2 separate regions of the Homo sapiens genome follow, and region 2 is linked to region 1. Evidence: chromatin contacts called from ENCODE Hi-C or POLR2A ChIA-PET data. All regions are on one chromosome and are shown on one strand. Each heading gives the region's core, a stretch centred on a gene start or an enhancer-like site at or near the end of the contact. The rest is flanking DNA. Distances are from core to core; before and after follow the strand shown.

Region 1 (3,078 bases), core at 141-2,640:
AATGAAGCAAACCCTAAATATGGAAGGCATCTCTACAGACTCCGATTCATCATTTAGTCAAAGTAGTTCGGGGTTTCTTTGGCTTTTTGTTTTTTGAAGACAGGGTCTTCCTCTGTCACCCAGGCTGGAGTGTAGTGGTGCGATCTCGGCTCAATGCAGCCTCGACTTATTGGACTCAAGTGATCCTCTCGCCTCAGCCTCCCGAGTAGCTGGCACCACAGGTGAGCACCACCACGCCGAGCTAATTTTTGTATTTTTGTAGAGACGGGGATCTCCCTAGGTTACCCAGGCTGGTCTCAAACTCCTGGACTCAAGCGACCCGCCTCAGCCTCCCCCAAGGTGCTGGAATTACAGGTGTGAGGCACCGCACCCGGTCCAAAGTAGTTTTTATATTTTAAATCCCCCAATTTCTAGAAGATATGAGCTTTCTGACATGGTTCCATATAAATAAATGTGAACTTGCTTAGTTTGCATTGTGAGGAAAAAGGGACAGGTTTGAAGACGAAAAGGAAATGGCACAGAGGTCCTGCCACTCTCTGACAGGGATTCGGCAATGACAAAGTGCAGAGTTTCTGGTCTCATTAGCAGTCCCCGCCCCACCGCACTGCCATGACACTCGCTCACTTTCTCCCCAGGCTCTCCTCGCCTTCATCCCCATGCTCATCTCTGCCTAAGCTTCTTCCGAGGCCACTCATAACGCTTCACCTCTGCTCCCAGGAATTCTCACATCCTCTTCGCGTTGGCCCCACTTGCTGTCACGGCAAGTTTCAGTCCGGGTGGTGCCCTGCCCCTGTCTATAGACTCTGGCCTGTAAAACCTCACTGCACCCCTCTGGCCTCTTCGCCCAGTCTCTCAGCTGCCACCTCCTCTCCAGCAGTCTTGGATCTGAGCTTCACCCTCCTCTGCTGCCCTTGCCCTCCGCAAATCCCACCCACCCTCCTCACCCTAAGCCGGTTCCTTCGTCCCATCCCCGCCCCGCCCGTCCTTCCTCTGCGAAATGCTTCCCAAACAAGTCCTCCGCAGCCGTCGTCCTCAAGACTCGTCGCGCCCGGCCCTTCTCTCCGTGACCCCGCGCCCTCCCAAGCCTCCCGGGGCTCCGGCGCCTGTCGCTGCCCCGACTCCGCGGCGGCTCCCAGCCCACCTGCTCTCCTCAGGCAGGCGCTCCTCGCCGCCTCCGAGCTCCATTCCCGCGCCCTCCGGCCGCATCCGGGGCGGTGAGGCCGCCTCTTCGCCCAAGAGAGGCGTCCCTGCCGCTTCGCCCTTCAGGGCTCCCGGGGCCCCCTGGGGCCGGAGGAGGCACCTGCGGCCGGTGGGCTCCGGGTGATGCGCTACACCCGGGCGGCGACAGCGGGAGGGACCGCCGCCTGGGCTGCGGCTTCTATCCCGGCCACCCCCACTTCCGGCTCCGGGGACTACAGCCCCCGGCGAGCACTCCGAGGCTAGGCCGCTCCCGCAGGACGCGTCCTCCAATCCCAGGCCGCGCTCGCAGACCGCGCCCCTCCAACGGCAGGCCGCTCCCGCAAGCCGCGCCCTCCAATCCCAGGCCGCTCCCGCAGGCCGCGCCCTCCAATCCCAGGCCGCGCTCGTGGATTACTACGCACCCGGTGGTTGGCTGGGCCGGCTTGCAAGCGGCGGGGGACCTTGGTCTCAGGAATCCGTGCCGGGGCGTATCCTTATTCACCCCCGTGACATTACACGCTGGGGACCGAACTCAGTCCGAGATGTAGACTAGGCAATAACGCTAATCTAATCCCGGTACGATTAACCCCACTCAGCCCGCCCTGGCTTAATGTCCGCTGGTGGTGTTTGGAGACCTCGAGCATTTAAATGAAGCGCTCACAAACAAGAGCACAGGTTGCTTTGGGATCATAAAAGAGCAGGAGAGAAAGGCTTCTGGGGGCTCTCGGAAGATGGATGTCAACGCAGAGTTTTCAAGGCTGAGTACGGGTTAGCCAGGAGAAAGAAGAGAAGGTGGAGAGAGCAACACGGCAGATACAAGGAAGGAAGTGCTGGCTTGGGAACTGCAGGTGCTGGGTAGCCAGAGCTGGGAAGGAGTGAGCAGCAGCATGGTGTGGGCATTCTGGTGTGGGGAAACCAGATCATGAAATGCCATTTTAAGGAGTTTGGATTTTATCCTGAAAACAATCAGCAAATCAAGCATATGCAAATCAAGAAGTGATTTGATCGAATCTGATGAGAAAGCCACTTTTGACAATGTGGACAGGAGATGGGGCAGATATAATACTATATTGAGGTAACGGTGGAAGGCTAGATAGGAGACTGGTCATCCTTATGGGGGATAACCAAGTAATGCTAAGAAGTGAAGCGAACCAGTTGAAAGAAACGTGGGCCTAGGGTTGCCAGATACTCTGGTTTCTCTTTTTTCTTTTTCAAAGACGGGGTCTCTCTCTGTCGCCCAGGCTGGGGTGCAGTGGCGCAATCATAGCTCCCTGCAGCCTGGAACTCCTGGGCTCAAGCAGTCCTCCTTCCTCAGCCTCCTGAATAGCTGGGACTACAGGTGCGAGCCACCACACCTAGCTATGATATTTTGATTTTTTAAAAGAAGCTAGGATCTGCATTTTTAAGCACTACTTCCAAATTTTTAAACGTTGGCAACAAATTTTTTAAACTTTCAACTTTGCACAGGCCAAACACAGCTTGTCTGTAGGCTGAAGGTGGCCCTTGAGTTGCTAGTTTGCAAACCCAGGCTTAAACTACAGCAGCGGTTGAAGAGAACAAGGAGGCTCAGATTACAGCAATGTGAAGGCAACAGAATCAGCACTACTCTATAAAGGACTGACTGTGGCAAGTGAGGGAGAAAGAGCGATCAAGAATAACTCCGTGAAAAACTAATGACTCTATATTAAAATAATATATGGCTTTTAGGTATTTTCAAACTTGACAAAAGTGTTTTGGCAATTAAAAATGAAATGAAAGAGCCTCTTGAAGCCATTTATGATTTCATTTAGGTTAAAAAAATACTCTCTTTCAAACTTTCTCATTTTCCTACTAAACGATTATACTTCTTTAAGAAAGGGGCAATATTACTCATTGGGATTTCTCTTCCTTCTGTGACTT
Region 2 (3,263 bases), core at 564-3,063, 1.0 Mb before region 1:
GTGGTGGCTCAGGCCTGTAATCCCAACACTTTGGGAGGCCAAGGAGAGGAGATACCTTGAGGCCAGGAGTTTGAGACCAGCCTGGGCAACACAGCGAGACCATGCATGTCTCTACAAAAAATTTAAAAATTGGCCAGGCATGGCAGCATGCACCTGTAGTCCCAGCCACACCAAAGGCCAAGGTGGGAGAATCGCCTGAACCCAGGAGTTTGGGGCTGCAGTGAGTTGAGATGGTGCCACTGCACAACAGCCTCTCCAAAGCATGATACGCCTATTCTTAAAAAAAAAAAAAAAAAAAAAAAAAACTACTTTAAAAAATTACTGTGCTCTACCTCTAATCTGATGCAATGAGCTCACACCATTTCTCCTTCTTTTCCTTCTCTTTTCTTGCTTTTTTTTTTTTTTTAACGAATACTATTCCCAATTCACCTAACTAAAATTTGATGTTAGTAAACTACAACCTACGGGGCACATATAAACTCCACACACTGAAGCAATGGCTGTACTCGTCAAAGATGTATGCAGTTGGTACTCAAATAATGTAGTTTTTTTTTTACTAGACTCTTTTTAAAATTTAACTTTAATTTTTGCTAAAGTAATGTTTGTATTTGGAATATAAAATAATTCTATGAGGCTTATAACAACAAACTATCGTCCTTGGCCCTACTCCTCTTCATAGGGAGCCAGACTGAATTTTAAAAGGCATATCTTCCAAAATTTCTCTCTCCATTTCTTAAGAAACATGCTTATACTACCATTTTCAGTTTTTTTTTTTCTTTTGAAACAGAGTCTCCCTCTGTCGCCTAGGCTGCAGTGCAGTGGCGTGATCTCCCCTCGCTGCAACCTCCGCCTCCTGGGTTCAAGCGATTCTCGTGCCTCAGCCTCCCGAGTAGCTGGAATTACAGGTGCCTACCACCATGCCCAGCTAATCTTTGTATTTTCAGTAGAGACGGGGTTTCGCCATCTTGGCCAGGCTGGTCTCGAACTCCTGACCTCAGGTGATTCGCCCAAAGTGCTGGGGCTATAGGCGTGAGCCACCTGCCCGGCTATTTTCAGTTTTGGATAGTATGTTTTGACATACACTCTGTTTCCTCTTTGAGACACCCGCTCTAGAGCCCTCTATTCCACTCCAAGCCGCCTGGATGCTCTCTTGGCCTGCTTACAGATTCCACTCTGTTTAGGAAGAAGGACGGCACGTTTATCCAATTATTCTTCCTGGACACGAATACTCCTCTCCCCAGAGATCAGTAACTGCCCACAATCTTGTTAGGAAGCCCCACAGCACCTAAGGGTACGAATGTCCCCAAAGAGTAGACGATTCTCTCCCTACTCACGTCTCCACTAGTGCAAGGCTGGCTTTCTTACCCTTAGAGGAATACAGAAATGACATCGTCTGCAGGCCAACGTCTAAACAACCAGGAGTGGGTTTTTCCACCCAACCGCAGTGCACGCAAAGCCCCTAAGCCGACTGTGAGACCGGGCGGAGCCTGGCGCTGCAGGAAGAGGCGACAGCCACAGCCCTACTGACGAGCCCGAGGGGTGAACTCCCCGGCGGGAGGCCCGAACCCTCAAACACCGGGAAGCGGAGGTGGGGGCCGGCTGGGGGACCGGTCCACCGGCTCCCACCTCGGCGTACAGGGATTCCAGGTCCCGGCGAGCGCTGGCCTAGCGGTTTCCACAGCGACAGGCCGGGCGCGCGTCCCCGCGCGTGCGCAGCTCCTCGCCCGCCCCCGGGTGGGCGGAGCAAGGAACAGCTGGGCGGGGACGACCGCCCCACGCCGCGCGGGAACCCTTGGGGGCCGGGGCTGCAGGCAGCTGGGAACCGCGGGCGCTAGGCGCGCGCACCCAGCACTCGGTCCCAGCCGATAAATCTGGGGCAGCGCGCGGTAGGAGCTGCGGGCGGCCAGGCCCCTTCCTGCGTCCGCACCTGGCCCCGCGCGCCCCTCTCGGGCGTCCGGCTTCCGGCGTCCTGGCGGCTCGGGTGGCGGCGGTTCGGGCGGCCGCCTGGCTGCTCCTCGGGGCGGCGACCGGGCTCACGCGCGGGCCCGCCGCGGCCTTCACCGCCGCGCGCTCTGACGCCGGTAAGGGGGGCGGGGCTTGGGGGGCCAGAGCGTGGGAGCGGTCCCGGCTCCCGGGCCTCTCGGCGGGTTGCGGGGATGTGGGGACCCGGCGCGGGACCTAGATCAGTAGGGCGAGCCGGAGGAGGTCAGACACTAGAGCCGTGTGCCCTCCTTCCCTCCCGTGCGCTTTGCTCTGCGGCGGATCCCGGGTCTCCGGGAGAGTCGGGCTCGGGCCCTGCGGTTCCCAGGCTGGACTGGCCGCCCTGTTACTAAAGTTCTGAGAAGGAAAGTCAGCCGTCAAGCGTCTTGGGATGCTCTTGAGCTGCACGAAGCTTCTGATCACCAAGGGGCCAGGCAAGGCCTTAGCGCCCTGTGAGGCCTGAGAATCCCCAAACTGAATGTAGGACTCCGTGGCAAACTGCTAGTTGTTCGTGCAAGTAGTAGTTGGCAAACTGCTTGTACTACTGAGACGGGCAAGTGCGGGAATAATTACAATAAAGGGTAAGGTTTGATGGGAGGAAAGCACAAACCCTACAAGTTTCTCCATCTGTAAAATGAGGATGTTTCTGTCATCCTTGGTATCATTTAGATCCGTTTAGTATCTGTCAATCAGTGCAGTTCTGCTTGTGTGTTTACATATTGGGTTTTCAAGTTTATCTAAACAAAGGATTATGAGGCCAAGAAGATTTTTTTTTTGAGATGGAGTCTCACTCTGTTGCCAGGCTGGAGTGCAATGGCGCGATCTCGGCTCACTGCAACCTCCGCCTTTCCCAAGTTCAAGCAATTCTTCTGCTTCAGCCTCCCAAGTAGCTGGGATTATTACAGGTGCCCGCCACCATGCCCAGCTAATTTTTTGTATTTTTAGTAGAGACGGGGTTTCGCCGTATTGGTCAAGCTGGTCTTGAACTCCTGACCTCAGGTGGTCCACCCTCCTCAGCCTCCCAAAGTGCCAGGATTACAGGTGTGAACTACCATGCTCGGCCAGAAGAATTTTTAAACAGTTGGATTTGGTAATCTGTAGAGGCTTCCAACGTTAGCATTTTATAATTGAAAAGGGGTCAAAATTAGCGGGGCGTGATGGCGTGCCCCTGTAGTCCCAGCTACTCAGGGGGCTAAGGCAGGAGAATCGCTTGAACTAGGGAGGCGGAGGTTGCAGTGAGCCGAGATCGCGCCATTGCACTCCAGCCTGGGTGACAGAGGGAG

What was found. A loop is a pair of places that touch in the nucleus more often than their neighbours do. ChIA-PET counts read pairs that join two places held with the same protein, here RNA polymerase II (POLR2A). Pooled maps may share reads with other maps.
Region 2: a loop to region 1 is called in a map with no recorded cell type, with 8 times the contacts of the local background. The contact joins the promoter of PIGX here to the promoter of RUBCN in region 1. A Hi-C loop is called at or near these places in 1 of 37 single-sample maps with no recorded cell type and 5 of 50 pooled maps. POLR2A ChIA-PET finds 5 or more read pairs at or near these places in 1 of 52 experiments (Panc1).

Annotation. Positions count from the first base shown.
Region 1 is chr3:197,735,514-197,738,591 of GRCh38, forward strand. RUBCN (rubicon autophagy regulator) reads right to left here and starts at 1,391. Exons shown (of 20, transcript NM_014687.4): 1 at 1,142-1,391. The coding sequence starts at 1,206. RefSeq lists an enhancer at 669-1,516 and a silencer at 1,105-1,654.
Region 2 is chr3:196,710,564-196,713,826 of GRCh38, forward strand. It overlaps PIGX (phosphatidylinositol glycan anchor biosynthesis class X), which reads left to right and starts at 1,814. Exons shown (of 6, transcript NM_017861.4): 1 at 1,814-2,081. The coding sequence starts at 1,970. It overlaps CEP19 (centrosomal protein 19), which reads right to left and starts at 1,687. Exons shown (of 3, transcript NM_032898.5): 1 at 1,366-1,687. RefSeq lists silencers at 1,437-1,749, 1,584-2,213.